2 separate regions of the Mus musculus genome follow, and region 1 is linked to region 2. A link is a loop called in an ENCODE intact Hi-C map of the cell type or tissue named here. Cell type or tissue: heart. All regions are shown on one strand. Links, peaks and the distances in the headings refer to the core of each region. The heading gives the core; the rest is flanking DNA. Region 1 has its middle 33 kb from the start of 1700100I10Rik. Region 2 overlaps 4930524C18Rik (RIKEN cDNA 4930524C18 gene).

What was found. Peaks named below come from ENCODE experiments on the same cell type or tissue, not always from the same donor. Only the 100,000 strongest peaks of a DNase experiment are listed, where the experiment ranks them.
Region 1: a loop joins it to region 2, with 13 times the contacts of the local background. A loop is called at or near these places in 12 of 42 quality-filtered maps.

What each region holds. Positions count from the first base shown.
Region 1 is chr14:114,907,873-114,917,426 of GRCm38, reverse strand. No RefSeq gene overlaps it. Among named protein-coding and RNA genes, the nearest start is that of 1700100I10Rik, 33 kb to the left of the region's middle. In heart, for the core only: a CTCF peak has its summit at 4,007 (motif pointing right); no DNase peak of the experiment used is centred there; H3K27ac peaks cover 332 bases.
Region 2 is chr14:114,849,169-114,858,722 of GRCm38, reverse strand. It overlaps 4930524C18Rik (RIKEN cDNA 4930524C18 gene), which reads right to left. Exons shown (of 6, transcript NR_045661.1): 4 at 3,095-3,687; 5 at 1,101-1,271. Among named protein-coding and RNA genes, the nearest start is that of Gm41244, 7.9 kb to the right of the region's middle. In heart, for the core only: a CTCF peak has its summit at 3,932 (motif pointing left); no DNase peak of the experiment used is centred there; H3K27ac peaks cover 128 bases.

The sequences.
Region 1 (9,554 bases), core at 2,465-4,964, 59 kb before region 2:
GCTTTGGGATTCTGAGCAACAGGCCTTTCCAGCTTACCTAGATGTCAGCTTCCGTCTTTGCCAAGTATTGCTCTTTCTAGAATCTGATGGACAAGGGAATTCACAAATCAGAACAATCCCCACATCGCCCCCGTTCTGTGTGCTTCCACATTACTTTTTAAAGTATTTAATGAAATTTATTGAAGTGAACCTCTTCATGAGATCAATAGATTTTTCCTGTCCTCGTTTTAATTGACCTTTATAGATTACATGTGTGACAGTTTGGGGGAATGCAATACTGTTTTCCCTACTCTGAGTGTGTATTTTCACTAATCTAATCACACAGCACAGAGAGCTATAGAACCTAAAACCACTAGCTTGCATCTTCTTTCTTTTTTATCCTCCTCCCATTAAGCTTGTGATAAAAGGCCCACTTGAGGGTTGTGTGCAGTGCCTAAAGTGAATGCTTTAAACTTAATGATACAATCAAAATCATTTTTCCCTGGTAACTACTATTGTGCTCATTTAAACAGATTCCAGTACAGTTGTTTTATTCCTTTTACATTATACTTCCTGTATAGATACAAGTGAGAGGGTTTAGTTCACACGTAACAAGTATCCTGCTAATACAGTATTTTAGTTTACCCGTTGTTGCTTATTTCTGTTAGGATGAATGCCTGCCCAGTTCCCAGCCTTAATTCATAGACATTATTCTAATAACATTAGTTCTGCATCTTAAGAATTCCACATGGAGTTGCTGAAAATACTTAGAAGTACTTCATACCAGACGATTAAATCTTCAAGAATTTTGGTCTTGCAACTAGGAAGCTAAATTGCTCCTCACAACATTGTCTTAATTAATGTCAGGTCAAGTGATTGCAGTTGCTTTGTGCTCAACTGGAAACATCCTAGTGAGTTATCTGGGCTGTGCCAACCCGAAATTGATTTGAACACTGAATGGACTCAAGCTACTTTCCATTCTGAGAATAGCTACTTGGTTACGAATTTGGCAGTAGATTTTAAAATCAGATTTCAGGAACATGGTGAAAAAATAATTCCTTTTTTTAAAAAAAGTGCCTTGAAATTTCCTAGTTACTATCTTGTCCTGTTTATTTCTCTTTCTTTCTTTCTTTCTTTCTTTCTTTCTTTCTTTCTTTCTTTCTTTCTTTCTTTCTTTCTTTCTTTCTTTCTTTCTCTCTCTCTCTCTCTCTCTCTCTCTCTCTCTCTCTCTCTCTTTCTTTCTTTCTTTCGTTTTTAGATACTGGTACAAATACTGTAGGATGGAATTAGCTTTTATTTTGACTCAGATCTGCTGCTAAGTTGTTTTTGCACCTTAATGAATTGTAACCAAGACTTTTGTAAGTCTTACAGGATATCGAGGGACCCAAACCAAGGGCAAAGAGGAAGGCAGGTAAATAAACACTGGCCACCTCACCTCCTGTCACCCACCTGGAACTCCTTTGTTCTGACCCTGAACCCCCTTCTTGTGCACTACACAAATGGTCCTTCAGGATGCTGCAGGGACTCTGGGAGGGGCCACATGAAAAGTCTCGCTTCGAGGAAGATGAGAAATGCAATGAGTTTTACCATGAGTTGAGATCTGCTAGTTATAAAATACATGTTACTTCTGTGTCATTGCATATAAGATTTGCTTAACTGTGTTGAACACAATGAAGATATCATTCCTTTTTTAATTTTCAATTTTTTTAATAGATAATTTCTTTATTTACATTTCAAATGTTATTCCCTTTCCTAGTTTCCCTCCGAAAATCCCCTATCCCCTCCCCCCTCCCCTTGCTCCTCAACCCACCCACTCCCATTCCTGGTCCTGGCATTCCCCTATACTGAGGCATAGAGCCTTCACAGGACCAAGGGCCTCTCCTCCCATTGATGTCCAACTAGGCCATCCTCTGCTACATATGCAGCTAGAGCCTCAAGTTCCACCATGTGTTTTGTTGTTGTTATAGTTCCAAGGAGCTCTGGGGGTACTGGTTAGTTCATATTGATGTTCCTTCTATGGGGCTTCAATCCCCTTCAGCTCCCTGGGTATTTCTCTGGCTCCTTCATTGGGGACCTTGTACTCTGTCCAATGGATGACTGTGAGCATCCACATCTGTAGTTGCCAGGCACTCACAGAGCCTTGCAGGAGACAGCTATATCAGGCTCCTGAAGATATAATTCTTAAAGTGACAATAGTACCACAAGAATTCAAACATCCAAATCCCTTCGACTTTTAAATTCAAAACTTTGTGGGTGCCAGTATGAGGGCATCAAGCAGAAAATTTTGCCATGAAACTTTGTTTTATACATGAAATAATTTTAAAATATGATATAAAATTGTCTTTGTGATCCATTGATTATCTATCTCTAAATATATATATCATATATATGCACCAATTATATATATACACATATATATCACATATATCATTGGAATACATATCACACATATATACATATACATGTAAACACACCCACACACACATACATATATATATAAATATATGTACATATGTACATATGTAATATATACATATACACACATACACACATGCACACATGCACACATACACACATACACATATACACATATATGTGTATCTATATATGTATAAGATTGTTTTAGATTTGGGTCGTACCCCAAGATATGTTTATCCAAATAATCTGAGATTTTAAAAATATGAATTCTAAAATACTCTTGGTGTCATATATTTTGGATAAAAGGCACTTATTCTGTAAAAAACACAGCTTATGAGGATATAAATGTATGTATATTAATATATACATATATATTTAAATGTTTGTCTTAACAATAATTAAAAGTAAGATCTTAAAATTTGAATATTATGAAATGCTATAGTATTCACATATTTATAGTATTTAAAATGTGAATAACATGCAAAATCCACCAGAATATTCTTTGCATGTGTGGGGGATGTATGTATGTATGTATGTATGTATGTATGTATGTATGTGGGATGCATGCACGAGTATGTTTCCCCATGTGTGGATTTGTGTGCATATGTGTGTGGAGGCCAGTGGTTTTTATCAGCTGTCATCCTTAGTTGCTCTCTGCCTTAAAGATTGAAGTAGAATCTCTCACTTGAACTTTCTGCTTGCCAGTTCAGCTAGTCTAGCTAGCCATGGAGGCCTGGGAATGCCTTGTCTCTGTATAGTGAGCCCTGGGATTACAAGCAGGCCACAAAGACCCCTGGGCACTGACGAGGGTTCAAGGGAACTGGGGTTTGGTCCTTCTGATTCTTGGCAAGAACCTAACCCACTGAGGCATTTCCTCAGTTTGGAAGGAATAGTCCTTTTATCTTTAGCTCTCTACTTTAGACATACAAATTTGAATGTTTCCTTTCCATCTTTCCATTTGAGCCCAAATTTGTTGTTCCAGAGTCACCCTGTGTTCTCAGACCAGGAAATAAACTTCATTTGAGTAGTGAGTATTGAGAAGTCATCTGGAGTGATAAAACTCCATTAACAATGTGTGTGGATACAAACACAGACCTAGCTTTCTCCGCTCATCAGGCACCTGCCCATGTTTGTTTTTACATTGGTGAGTCCATTGTTGTTTGAGTTTTGTTTTTATGTATTTCAAAAGCCATGGGAAGACACACTTTATCAATACACTCTTCAAAAAGAAGCAAGGACTGAAAAAAAACCCACTAAGTTACATGAAAAGGGTTTTAGAAAACAGAATCAAAATCGATTTTGCCAATTAGGTTTTGTTATAATTACTTAATGATGTTTGTCTTATACGTAGTGAAATGTTGTAATGACATTGATTTTTATGATTTGCCACAGCTCCTTATTCTACAATCGGCACTCCCTGAAGCTGGACCGTGATGTTAAAGCACAGGTCTGTCTCCCATTGTTTCTAAAGCTTGCTTCCAAAGAGCTCATGAAGTCACAGGATCTCTGGGGGTGGTGTGGTGTGCGCTTCCATGTCTGTCAGCAATGCTGGAGACTGCAACAGGACACACTCAAAGCCTGAACCAAGGCTAGATTTCCCCACTGGGCATTAGATGGCAGTGTTCATCAACACATTCGAAGCTGGCTCGTGTTTAGAAAATGAGAAGACTTCTAAAAGCACTCATAATTCTCCTATGAATATTTCATGACATAGTTAGTTGTCCTGCATTTTCTGTTTCTTCCCAGAGAAAGCAGATAACATGGTGAAATTCCAATCTATGATATGTATCATGTGCTCATTGTCATTTTAGAGAAAAAGCTTTAAGAAAAATTATTTTCAGTCAGTTATTGATAATGTATCTATACTATTTCTGTGGTACATTTTAGATTTTCTTTTCTTGTGGCTATAAGCATATATATGTCAAAAGTTACTATTTAAAAGCTAAGCTAGAGAGTGGCCAATATTAAGAGGCATTTATCATGGCGATTTAAGTACAGGTTGATAGTCCATTGGAACTGGAGTAGTGCACTGAAAAATCTGTCACTCATAGAGTATGCCCAGGGGAGACCTACTCCATGTTTCTTCACCTACAAAGTTGCCACCATCATAATTCCTCTCTTTTGATGTTACTTCCATAAGTTAAATGAGGTATTCTATGCAAAATGCTCAGAACAGTGGCTGACACTTTATGAGTGTCCCTATTTAAGGTAGAAAGGGTAGAAAGAGTAGAGAGGGTAACATGGAGTACTGTAATACCATTCCTCAGGGTGCTTCTACTTCCCAGCACGAATGTCAGGAGGCAGCTTCACAAATGTGAGGGCGCCAGGCAGCCATCACCATTGCCAGGAGGGCTGATTTTGTGCAGAGCTAAACCTTGCTTTGCAACTTACTTGCAGATACACAATGGGGAATTCATTTCATCAAGGGATCGACTCAGAGGTGACTTTTGCAAACAGAAATACTATGGGATCAGATTCCTTCCACTCCTGCAACTGAATAGAGCTCAGGACACAGATGTGGCAGTACCAAGAGGTGCCAGGCGAGTCCTCTAAGAGAGACAGGAAGCTGAGGAGAGAAGGCGTTTTCCAGGGCGTGAGTAATCCTTGGCTGGCTTACAGAAGAGCACTTTGGAGAAAATTAGGAAGATCATTTACTGCGGTAGACAAAGACTTGGACAGTGAAATGCAAACTTTTAAGACGTTGTGGATAACACTTGAGGACTCTTGGCCCTAACGCCACAGGAATCCAGTCCCTATGGACAATGGTGTAGGAACACAATGAGAGACTCAGAAGATGCTGAGCACAGGACACTGAATGAAGAAGAGAAGACCCGGGCCTCAGATTCTTGTCTTGTCATTGTACATGACTAATAGCTCTCTGTCATCAATCGTTTGTGGGGAAGACATATTTTCATGATATGAGTGATTAAAAAAAACATGACTAAACTGTTAAAGCTGCATGCACACCATGTGCTTTGCTTTATTTCATTTTCAGTTCATTGATCTTCCTATTAAGCTCTTGGAGTGGCTTGAGTAAGAATGCAGTCACATAGGTCCATATATTTAAACGCTCATGGAGTCACACAAATAGAAAAGATTAAAAGGTGTAGCCTTGCTGGAGGAAGTGTGTCACTGAGGGTGGGGTTTGAAATTTCAAAAGCTCAAACTAGTCTCAAGATCTCCTTGCTGCCTAAGATCTGGACGAGCTTTCAGCTGCTTCTTCAGCACACACTTGGCTATGTATCACCATGGTCCTTGCTGTGATGATAACGGACTAAATATCTGAAACTTTCAGCAAGCCCCAATTAAATGCTTTCCTTTATAAGAGTTATTGTGGTCATGGCATCTCTTCACAGCCGAGGAACACTGACTAAGACAGATTGTCGGCATAAAACTGAAAGTAACTTTCAACTACAGATGAATATTTTTGGATTTATTTGATCAGTTAACTAACTTATACATCAAATAATTAAATTAAGAAGCCAAGTGTTAGGTTGGAGAGATGGCTCAGCAGTTAAGAGCACTGACTGTTCTTCCAGAGATCCTGAGTTCAATTCCCAGCAACCACATGGTGGCTCACAACCATCTGTAACAGGATCTGATGCCCTCTTCTGGCGTCTCTGAAGAGAGCAGCAATGTACTCACATACATAAGAAGTTGAGTATCCATGCATAGATGAATGGACTACAAACATTGAATGTCGTTGCTAAGTCAATCCAATTATTTTCTCTGATGTTTTTCTTATTTGTATAATATTTTAAGGAATTCTTGTCAATGAGTTTATAGATTTTTTTTTTAACTGTAAGTGTAAGACTTGAAAGATTTTCCTTGGTGATGTCAGTAAAGATAATGGACTGGGAGGGGGATAATGACTGGACTGTAAAAAAAGAGTAATAATAAAAGAAAAAGAAAAATGATATTGGATCCAAGACAAACAATCAAAGTAAGTCTCCCACAGGATTTCCTTAATCAGACTTACTATCTAATGTTACATGCATGTACATATGTGTGCATATATATGTATATATTAATAGCTATAGTGATAATTGAATATATGTATCTGTACCTTGTACTCTTTTTGCTACATCATCTAATAATTATTAAGTATAAGATAATTTTTGTCATTGAGAAGCTGAGATTTTAGGGGTTCTAAACTTGACTTAATGTCACGTGTCTTTTAATTTCTCAAGAGATAACATGCACTTTGATATTTAAACTTGACCTTCATTGCTTTCATCAAGGTTATCCAGCCACAATATCTAATAGAACAACATGGTATTCTAATGCCTATTAATGGAATCAAATATTTCACTCAAACGTATCCAACTTAACCTTTATAATGAAGAACTATGAACATCCCTTAGAACATTTTAACTTTAAAGGCTAGAAATGAAAGTACCATCCCCAGTCTCCCTGCTGCTCCTTTCTTCTTATAATCCATAACATTTTTCATAAGCTTTCACTAAAGCTGTCAGTGACTCCCACTTTCCCGCCCCGTGTTTGTGGTTGACACTAAAGATGAAAAAAAAAAAAAAAAAAGAAACTCCTCTGCAGAGTGTTTGGACGTGTAGGCTGTGCTGCTGTGTACAAGGCCCATTAGTGTTTACAGTTCTGTCACTAGCCTGCACAGGCTACAAGATTATCAGCTCAGGCAGCATTGTTTTTTGCCTAGGAACCAATGTAGTATGGATATCCTTTCTATGAAGGAAACTCAGAAGGGAATTCTAGTGTCTTTAGTTTGAAAGCCGGGTAATGCATTAGCCTGACACTGTAGGAGAGCCAACCACCCTGTGATTAGCTTGTGCAGGAGAGGGAATCTACTTTCTGAACCTCAGTGTCAAAATATCTATCACAGTTTCCACTAAGCAGTCTAGAAGCTTCGTCTATTTTTTTTTCTAGCTGCCAGTGCCAGTTCAGACCTACTTGCGATTGTTTTGAATATATACACAGTTTGCAAATGTAATATGGGAAAGAGAAATCTTGAGCTAAATACATCACCTATAAGAGTCTTCCAAATATATCCACGCAGATAGACGGACTGAGTTCAAGTTTATCTACGTGGCATAGTGATTTTTGTATTCTTGAAACCTGTTGAGAGGATGAAGATTGTCTTCTGACTACAAAAGTGCCAATTATAATAGGCAATACATTAATAATTTTAGTTATTAATACATAATCAACATATATTTCAGTGGATGATAACTGCATTCGGATTTCTATGCCCATTTACAGTAAGGGGTACTCGAAATCTTTTCATCCTCCCAGTAAGTAGAATAACATTAGTCTAAGGTATTTAGTGAGGCTATGCCTAAGGAAAAGCAGACGCCTTCAGGATGCCATCACAGGGTCCTGAGACGACCTGGTTATAGTTTGTGTCTCTCTTGCTTTATACAGATCCCACATTTACAATATCAAGATACATGTGGAGTCTGAGATTTATTCTAGTTGCAAGCTAATAAGTGAACTTGCTTCAGTGTCACAGGTGATAGAAGACTGAGGTTCCTGGACCTCAGACCAAGGACTTTTGGTGCAGCAGATGCGCTGAGCGCAGTGTTTCAGTTCCTTCTGCTTATCCCCAGGTCCCCAGCTCCTGATAGTGAGCGACCCAGGCAGATACGTTTTATTAGGTATGTTTGTCCTACAGCTCAGGGTCCTGAATCTTCAAAATTCCATTTTATTCAAATGATATACATGCAAACTTCACTGATTTTTTCCCCCTAGAATAAGTTATTATCATTATCCCTTTACTGGGAGTAAAAAACTCCAACCAACCAACCAAACTAATACCTGACCTCTACTCTTAAGGGAGACACCATCTCTGTTGACTTGCAACTCTAGAACAAAAATCAGGGTGAGTTTGCATGTGAGCTGTGCAGTACTGGCCGAGCCAGAGAGAATGTATACTAAACTGTGCATTTTTAAGACGAAATAGCACAGTATTGATAAAAGATTCAGTCCAAATTGGAGAACACAGTAGGAGCTCAATAAATAAACTTTGAGGCATGGAGATACATCATTGCTCTGTAGCCAGAGTGTTTATCAAAGATATGTAGCACTATGAAAACATTTTCAAATTTCGTTCTATGTTTGTAGATGAATTCAAGCAAAGTCAAATCACGTCTTCTCCTGACTTGAGTTCATATGAATTGCTGATACATATCAGGGTCCAGACCTTAGTAAATCCTAAATTAATCTTTACTAAAGTAGCACATAATCTTTCAGATTTCCAGAGGCCAGTCTAATTACCATTATTTGTGACTGATAGAATATTAGTCAATCTCATCACTATCTGTAGTCTTTCTTGTCTTTCCAATGCTCTGTTCTATGTAGCAAAGCACTGACCCCTGTCACCCATATTTCCTTAGCTCCTTTGCCAAACAAATTCCAATTAGGTTTGGCCAATGACAGACAGAAGCAGGAAATAAAAGGGGAGCTGAGAGAAAATGCTAGGAAAAATTTCTGGTCTTTAATACTCTAATTATACATGGATTTCTGAACATTTCTTCAAGAGCCTGGATGCCCTCACTAGCATTTCCAACTACGGCATACTTTCTGAGGCCTTGTTCTATCTCCTGGCATTCACTAAGCCTATTTCTTCTTTTCTTTTTTTCCCCTCAGATCTTTCCCTGCAATGATCTGTGTCATCTCCCAGCTCCATACTTGTACCCTTCGCCCTGTAGAGCTGTGTGGTATGAGTTCAGTTTCTTAGCTGACTACTAACTGATGTGGCCGAGACATCCTTAGGCCAGTCTGTCAACCATTTCCTAGATTGATTGATTGATTGATTGATTGATTGATTGGTTTATATGGTGTTTAGGAGATATTTGGTTGAGCAAAACAGACTGTGGTTCTGGTCATATTCAGCAAAATAGGATGTGTTATATGAATGGTGTGGGCCATCACCTAAACAAAAGTGGGGTATGTAGCTTGACCTATGTTGATTGACTTAACATCTGATTTTTTCTCAAAGGAGGGTGGATGTAAGTAAGCTGCGTCCCCGGAGGAGAGTTTGAGAAGGAGCATTAAAAAAAAAAGTCCTCCAACCTCAGAATTCGTCACTGTCCATCTGAGCTAAATTAAGAGACCAATCTAATGCAGGATGGGTTCTCCAAGGCCTCCAGGAGGCAGCAGGGAAGGCTCAACGTGTTTTAAAAAAT
Region 2 (9,554 bases), core at 2,492-4,991:
CTCCTCTCCTCTCCTCTCCTCTCCTCTCCCCTCCTTTCCTCTCCTCTCCTCTCCTCTCCTCTCCTCTCCTCTCCTCTCCTCTCCTCTCCTCTCCTCTCCTCTCCTCTCCTCTCCTCTCCTCCCCCTCTCATTACTTCCTCTCCACTCCTTCCTCCTCCTTCCTTTTCCCTCTCTCTCCTCCCTTCTCTTCCATCCCTCCCCCTCCCCTTCCTTCCCCCCCTTCCTCTTCCCCACCCCTCCCCTCCCCTCTCTGTCTCTCTAGACCTAGACATTTAATAATGTGTTTCTTTTTAATCCTATCATTTGTCTAAAAAAATAGTTTTATTGTATGTTATGTATTATGTATGTGTCTGCCTGTCTTTGTGTCTGTCTGTCTGAGGCCTTACTTGTGCCAAGTGTCAGTTTTCATTTTTTTCTTTTCAGTGTGAGATCTGAGGACTGATAGCAGATGACAGAGGTCTAAATTGTGTTTTAAGAAGATAAGCTCCTTTTTAAGAAGAGGAGGCCATGAGGTTGGTATGGGACTGTAGGGAAAATGGAACTGGGGAGGGGGGAGTGAATTTGATCTAAATACATAGGACATGCATATGAAATCACCAAAGAGGAAGTCAACTTAATAAAAGAAGGTGAGCACTTAAAATTCAATTGCTTGTCACCAACCAGCAGCGGGTGCTAAGGAGACAAGACTAAATGAGACTTAGGACTTAGAATTAAATCTGATTCATTCCTGGGGACTCAGGGTTTCCAGCTTGTTTACTGCTGGAGTTGGCTGCCTCCCCTGTCTGGAAGGGAGCTGGCCCAGCACTCTGCTTTACTTCAGTGTTTGCACAGATTCACCTTTGACTCACCGCTGATAAGATCACTGCATTTCCGTGGAGACAATCAGCCCAGCCCCTGGTTTGATGGAGGGCTGGTGGGCTCGCAGCTGGGACACATTGATTGCTGCTTGCGGGGGCGGGGGGGGGGTAATGGCAGGGGTGTAAAGTGTTGAAAGTGCGATTAAAAAGAAAAAAAAAACTTCCAACTTTCCTACCTCTTGCTACAACACATTTTAAATCGAAGAAAGTAAAATGTTTTGACACATGTGGTCAAGTGCTTACCCTGCAGTGCCGAGACTCCCTGCAATCTACTGGATGGACCTTAAAAGACCAAAGCCTGAAAGGTCCCCCTGAATGATTTCTCTTTTCTGTTGTTTAAAAGTTTCCTTTTTCTGGGCTTGAGAATCAGCAAACAAAATACTTCAAACATTTACGTGACTTCTGCTGGGGTTCCTTTTGTTGTAGGTAGTAAAAAAGAAAAAAAAAAAATCGAGGGAAACAGAGAGGGTCATGATTTGCCAAAGGTTAAAGATCACAATGAGTGACTGACTCCAGAGGCCACGAGGTCAAAGGTGCAACTGGAATCCCATAACCTCTGCTTCACATTTTACATTAGAGGGGCCAGCAGTGCTTTCTAACTTCTGTGAAAGAACCCTTCTACACATGTTCACAGTTGGCCTTGAAAAATTACTTGAAAACGATTCTGCCCAAGACAATCTTTCCCCTTGAAACCAAGTGGCAGGAAACAGACTTTTATAGAAACTGAACGGGTCCTCAGCCGTTTATTTGTATTTGATGCTGGAAGAGGAGGAAGTACCAGAGATTAATATGTGTTTTTAAATGGAAAAAATAAAAATCATTTTTTTAGATCAAAATCTGGACTGAGAAAGAACATTTATCCCCCCCCCCCCCACCCCCCATTTCAGTCTCCTGTGCATTTCTGGACTTGCCTAAAATTCTGGTTCTGCGTTTTGGAGAACCACAAAGAGCAAGGCCTCCGGCACCACTGGTGGGTCCCGTTTGGGACACATCTTCATGCTGAGACTTTACAGAAATCATTCTAGTGCACTGCGTTCCCCTTTTATCTGATTTAAGACAACAGAGACCTTGACGATGTGAGGGCCACTGTTTAGGTCAGATTTTCTGTGGCAACCTTATGACGGTTGGAGGCTGGAGATGGCACAGCTACAGCACGTGGGGCTGAGGCAAAGGACAGAGCCTCGCCTTTCAGCTCCATTGCTTTCTAACCCCTCATGAGCACTTAATTCCTCCCGGAGAAGGAACCGGTCATGGCGTAGGATCCTGTGGCCCGTGAAGGGTAATTGGATAACATCTTTTGAAAGATTTACAAGGCTGCCAAAGATTTGGCCAGCTTTAAACCTGATTGATTCAGTGTGAAAAGATCGGGACAATTCCGACCTAAAAGTTTAAAGACAAACCTTCCCGTGAAAGCATAATTTAGGACCCGCAATAAATTTGTATTGAAAACAGCACATAGACGCACCCAGTACATTGTAAGTTAGCATGATGTTAAAGGACTTTGCTCTCTATCTTAAATCCTCTAAAGAATCAAGCTTGTCCCTCAGATACCTCAATAATGACGTATTTCAGTTCTTACAATTTATTTTTCCTCCAAGATTTCCTTAAAGAAAGACACAACTAGCCAACTGCTTTATTTTCCTACCCAGGTTTACATCCTGCTAATGCAGACATTCACGGAATTTATACAGGTTTCATTTCATTAGGTAAAAGGCAGACCAAGTTTTTCCTTAGCCAGTGAAAGTGGGTCAAATAAATTTGTCCCACATTTTAATTTTTCAAAGTACTTATTCTCATCATATATTAATTTCCATCTTGACAAAATATATCTACTTCTCATTAGTACGATATTTTTGTGGATAGGCTCCACTGCTTTTGATGACTCACACAAATTAATGATTAAACATCTTCCAGCTAATTACTCCGGGCCATTAATTATTTATCTGGATCTATAAGCCTGTCATTCTATTAACCTCCATTTCCTGTTGCCTGTTTGAAAAGTGGCAGGTTCGAAGAAAGGGAAACACAAAAAATTCCAAATAAATACAAGTAAGGAGAGTACACATGTCTTTTCTCTTTCCTTCATTATTGAGGAAATTGGAACTATGGTATTTAAACACAGGTTTATTTGTGTTTAAACAATGGTCCTTTTGTGACACGCTGATTGACTGCTTTCCTCCTCAGATTTCCTCAGGTTGGAAGGATTTAGCGGGAGGACCCGTCCATTTGCCTCTTACCTGCAGTTGGAGGGAGGCCTCTGGAAGCTTTGTTCTGTCTCAGACATTTAACAAAGGAATCTTGATTGATGGACGCTTGTGTCGCTAGACATTTACCAGGGCCCAGGGATGATTTTCTGGGTAGATTTATTAGAACACCAATTTTCCAACAAATTGTGAACTTGCATTCTTCCCGTTGTCAAAGACAAAGAACAGTGACGTTAAGAAAAGAGTAGTTAAATTATGAATTAAGACATATTCAGAGGAAGGTCTTCTGTAGGAAAAACAGGGAAAACAAAGGTTTGGGGAAGGAAGGAGGGCAACGCTGTAGACGCTCACATTACTTTGCTGAGGAATTAGGCAATCATTTGGTTCAAGCTTCCCCGTTCCACATTCTAACCAGAGTTAAGTGTTAAGGAGGTAATTTAATCACTCGCCTGAGAAGCCTCCCTGTTTTGTGAATTAGAAGAGTGTCCCCCTTTTATTGGAGTCATCGGGGTCAAATAAATTCAGATGTATCAACTTGCAGGTGGTGGTCAGTGTTCTCTACAGAATTCCCTGCTCCTTAAGAGTTCTCAAAGCTTTTCCTTACAACATTGCATGCACTTCGTAAGCTGGAAATTGTTAAAGAAAGGAAAAATATCCCAGAAAAATCAGCGATCAGCAGCTGACAAGAATATATGTGTTTATATCTATATACATACATCTATGCATATATGCACAGACACATATATGCACATATGTGTATACATATATGTGTGTGTGTATACATATATACACATATATGCATATGTATCCTACAATAAGAACAATGACGCTTTTAGGAATGCTGATTTTTGGTTCTAGTGCCATCTAGTGGTAAGGTATCGGAAGACCGTGTGCAAGAGGCCTGACAGGTCATTACTGCCTAATGACTGATATTCTTCGAAATTTTGGTGTTATAAAAAATAATAAAACAAAAACGCTAAAAAAACCCCCAAATCCCCAAACCCTATCAATTTTCTTAGAGAAAACAGTATTGGAAACCCCATTAGTGAAAGGCTTAAGAGCAAAACCTGTTTGTTGAATTGTGTTCACATTCCACATACTCTGTCAACCTCCCTTTACAGTATGGCTTGAAACACTTCTTTCCCACGAGCTTTTTTCTCAGCAGCTGGGTCGATCAGCCCCTCAACATTGCTCACCCTCTTTGCTCATGTTATCTGCCTGCCCAGAGTGGATACTGTCACTGATTTGGACATTTCTAGGGGGGCTGCATTCAACTGGATCCAAGGTGGCTTACTGTATTTTCAGAATCAGAAAGTGCTGTTACCCATCAAACCCACACTTGCAGCCACATACCTCAGTGCTAAATGCAAGTGGAGGTTCAGCACCCAGACTTCGATGCATGGTGATCTGGACTCAAACTCTGACTTTTCAACTTCCTAACTAGGTCCCCTTCGCACATGCATTCTCTGCCTCCATTTCCATGAATCAGATTATATGTGTGAAGGAACTTACAAGGGTGCGTAACTCCTGCTTTGCAGGCATTTGCTTTCTTAGCATTGGAGGTCACTGTCACAGAGTGATGGTTGCCAGTAATGGTAACGCTTGAAAAAAGTGTATTGAACGATATGCCTAACTGGATACATATGGGTAACATGCCATGGGATGCTAGAAAGTGTTCCACACTATGTGCAGTTACATGCCATATACGGGTATATTCTCTGTCTACATGGCTGTAATAATATTCTGACTGAGGCTGATACTTCATGAGGTGCAACAGTCTAGGTGACTTTGGATAACTTGCCACTACCTAAACACGTAACTGCAATAATCCTTTTCAATATAACAACTTTGATTACATATTTAGGGGCTAGGAAAGGGATTCTCAACTCAAAATCTTTAATAATAATAATAATAAAACCAATATGCCTAACTGGGGTGTGTAATTGGGGGAAAGCAAACCCTGGAGATTATGCAGTGGAGCCAAAGGAGGAGAATGTGAAGTAAAAGATGGAACCAAGAAAGAGTAGCATGCTGGAAACAAAAGAGGCAAACCAAAGGGGTTTCTGGACTACAGAGAGCACACACTCCTCTTGTAATGTTTCTGATACACGTTGTCACAAATGTAAAAAGAAAGCAAATTCACTTTTAATCCTTTATTGTATCTGCTATAATTACCATGGCTCTGACTGGCTCGAAACTGAGGTGTTAACAAGGCCCTACCGACTCCTCCCTTCTCAGATTCACGAGCTGCCTGAAGTCTTGGCTTTAGGCCCTTCCTCTGCCAAGGTGCCTGGATCACTTCTCACACCAGCAGTGATCACTTCCGGTACAGCCTCAGCCAGATCTTTTCCTTGCTTCCTTTTCAATTCATAAGAATCACGGACCCAATTGAACATTACAAGACACATCCCTAATTTAAAGTTAATGAATCAGAAATACTCATTCCATATTTGACCTTAATGACTTTTTTTTTTTAAATTGAATCTATGAATGCCTCTCATGATGTAATGATGAGTTTTAAACGTTCCCAGTAAAGGACTCTAGTTTCTATCAGTTTTACACATGTGCCATCTGGACCTTCAAAGTGTGGTTCTCAGTCTCCTTCGGGAGCATGTGAGAAACGTGCAAATGGGTTCCTCTACATAGACCGGTGGCAATAGAATCTCCAAGTGCCTGGGCTGTGAGTGGGAGTTTGAGAGGCTCTAAGAGTGAGTTGGACTCTGCTCTGGTAGATAGCATTGTGAGGATGCCTCACATTTAAAAATGGTGAGGCAATTTAAAATTCACTACAGGAAAATTACCTAAGGGTCATCTAAACACAGCAGTCTCTGGAAACGCAAGCTGGGGTTCAGGAAGCAGTGCGCTGATGTCTACAGGTGACCACAGATGTGTGCTGAATTAGGGGACTTCTTAATTCCCTCCCCTTATTGCTACGATCTTTTGTTTGGTTTTGATTCTTAACCCAGCATGTCATATAGCCCGACTGGACTCAAGATGGCTGATGCAGACCTCTGCTTCTTAGATCTTCTGGCTTCCCCTCCCACGAACCTGGATTAAGGGCATGCAGGGCCATGTCCAGCTGAAGCTACACCCTTGCATGGCCTGACTATGTTCCTAGCTCTTCCTTCCTTCCTGTCCGTCCCTGGAAACTTCATAATTATTTTTTCAGCCACTGACGTCAAGACTTTGTCTTCTTTTTTTTTTTTTTACCCCACTCTTGTCAATGGACATTTATTGAGCACTTGCCTCTCTCCCACTTTAGATAATTGACTATCACCAGAAAGTCCTTTAGGCTCCTAAAACAATTCCTTTGTCACTAACAACTAAGAAACAACCCGGTTTTCTTAGGATTTTAGCTGATTGTGGAGAGTAATAGATATCTTCATATCGCAGTCCTTAAACTGTGCATAGACATCCACCCAGGCCCAGGATAAAACGTTAGCTTATGTGTAAGCAAAAGTAACTGTGAGATGTGAGAAATCAGAAGCTGTGTTAAGATCTTGTGGGGGCCCAAAGAATATAGCCACACACTTACCAGGTCATCAGCAAACTTGGGCTCTTTCAGGCCACCCCCTCACCCCTTCCCTCAAAAAGCCCCCCGAAACAAAACCAAAAACAAACAAACAAAAATGTGCCAGAAGTTATAAAGCAAACAATCCTTTGCTCCAAGTGGCTAATTGCTAGGTATTATACCTTGGTGAAATATGGTTATATTTCCCCAACCTTGGGTAGTAATTATTCAACCATATTTTTCTTAATCTATCACTAAACAGAAATTGTATTAGTACATTGCAGGGCCTATAATTTTCATATTTTCACAATACCTGTACTTCATGATGCATTTATAGGGAAGTGGTTATCATAAATCTATTTCGTATGCTTATGAGTGAGTCTTTCATGATGTAATATTTGAGATATATACTATAAGGATATAATATGATATGCCAGTGGACTCTGAAATGAAGAGGCCACACAATTCTCTAACTGACTTGGTGATTTGTTTCTAGATACATGCGGGGGGGGGGCATCTTTATCCATAAAATCCCATTTACTTTTATTGACATCTCCATTGGAAAAACTACGAGAGCTGACACTTCATACTTTATTTGCTAGGTAATTGATTCAACCATTCAAGGAAGGTCTTGTAAAATGTAAAAGTTGTTGAGAGCTGATGGTTTTTGTTATCTAAGACCTAGGAGTGCTTATGTCTACAACTGTCTTGCTATGACAATTACATCTGAATTGTTATCAGATGTCTCAAGTGCATTACTGGTATCTTGTAACCTAAGGATCATAAGTTCAATACTATGGAGGAAACCCTGAGCGAGCTACTGGCCGTGGGATCTGGTCAGTCCAACGAGCAAGTTATACTGCTTTGTCCTTCCCTTCTCCTGGCCATCAACTTAGTATTTTTCAAAGGTAATAGTGTCATCGAAGTCTGTGCCTACAAGATTAGGCAAAAATCTGCCTAATTGGAAGAGCAAAATGAATCAAAATGGAAAGCAGTTCATTTCCCTTCATGTGAATAGAGGGTAACGAGAATACACGTGGGGGAGTGGTTAAGTTCGGATACATCCAGAGAAACATCTTTTCTGAGGCAGCTTTCCTGGCATTATTCCTAGTATCATATTCTCATTTATGCATCTTACATTTGTTTTAAAATGTTCTGTACTTATACATGTATATGTATATATCATATGTGTACTTCTCTCTTCTTTTGTGCACATGTGCACACACACAGACTTCGTTTGTAAAATGACTAAATGTTATTAGTGCATCTTTCTTTAGACTTCTTTGTAAACCTCTCATTTCCCCGGTGTTTTGGGAAAGGTGAGGTAAAGAGAGTGCATCTGCAACTGCAGAGTTCATTGATCAAAACTTCCCCAGTGACAGCTGTGAGAGCCTCGGGTTGTTTACCTGGGAGCAGAGAATAACAAGAATAACAAGGCAAGGCTATTAAAGAGTTATGCATCAGGAACAATGGATGGTGCCCTTCTTTTGGCCAAATTTATGGATTGATCCATTAAACCCATTTATTGATATGCTGGGGAAAGAGGGCCTATTTTTGTTAGGAGGGAAGAGACCTAGTGAAATTCCAGTCCTAGCTTTCTGGTTAGAAGACAACAACTCACACACATGCGCTTAGAATGCTGGCATACTTCATGACAGTTACAAGCTAGCCCTTGCAAGCACACACTTCCCTCTAGTGGGTCTCAGCATTGGGGGAGGCTAAGACATGGGAAAAGCCTCCATGGCTTGTTCAGCTTGCTTTCCTACAGAGCCCAGGACTACCATCCCAGGGCTAGCACCAAGCACAGTGGGCTGGGCCCTTCCCCATCCATTACTAATTAAGAAAATGACCTACAAGCTTTCGTACAGACTGAATTGTATTGGAGGCATTTTTCTAATTGAGGTTCCCTCCTCTCAGATGACTTTAGTCTGTGTTAAGCTGGCATAAAGTTAAGCAGCACAGTATACACACATATATGTGACAATAATACAAGCTATTTCTATTAATTATACTAATGATATCTTTCACAGGTCTCTTGACATTGGTGTTTCTAACTGAAGGTTTGTGTACTTTGACCAACATCTCCCCAGTCCCTTTCTTCAGCTCTGACAGCATCCTCTCTACTTCCACATCCTTTAATGCCTGGCTTTGCACTAAGGCTACAAACAAAAATAGTTGCCTAGTGTAATTATTTTAAATTTGATTTATTTATGTATATTTTTTATTGCTTACATGTATGTTTGTGAACTATGTGTATTCCTCGTACCCTTAGGGGCCAGAAAATGTCAGATCCCCTGGAACTGGAGTTGCAAACACTTGTAAGTAGTTATGTAGGCTCTGGGAATTGAACATGGGGCCTCTGGAAAAGCAGCCAGACTTATTAACCTTTGAGTCATCTCTCCAGCTCCCCTGATGTAATTTTAAAATAAAAATTGTATAATTATGTGAAAAAAGAAATCCATATGAAACACAGTAAAGTCAGGCTTCCTTAAGAAAATCTTGTGGTGCCAAGGAAGAAAGGTTGATTTTCTAAATGACACAAAAGAAAGAAATCAAAACTATTATGATTTCTCCATTACCATATAATGATTATCTCTGTGATTATAACCTTAAGAGGAAATTCATATATTCTGGATCATTATTTCAGTGACTACTTGGTTGTACAATGAAGCCAGCATATAACAGTGCTATTATTTGATTCATTCACTCTCTCTCTCTCTCTCTCTCTCTCTCTCACACACACACACACACACACACACACACCTCTCTATCATCCCTCTATATCTATCATCTATCTATCTATCTATCTATCTATCTATCTATCTATCATCTATTATAATTAACACACTCATCTATCTGTATAGCAAGAGCCTGCTAAGTATATTTATTGTTGTTTGCAGGTCCTTGTATTTAGGAGTGACTGCTAGGAATGTATTACCTATCAGAGGCATATCCCATGAAGAAGACATATTCCACATTTCC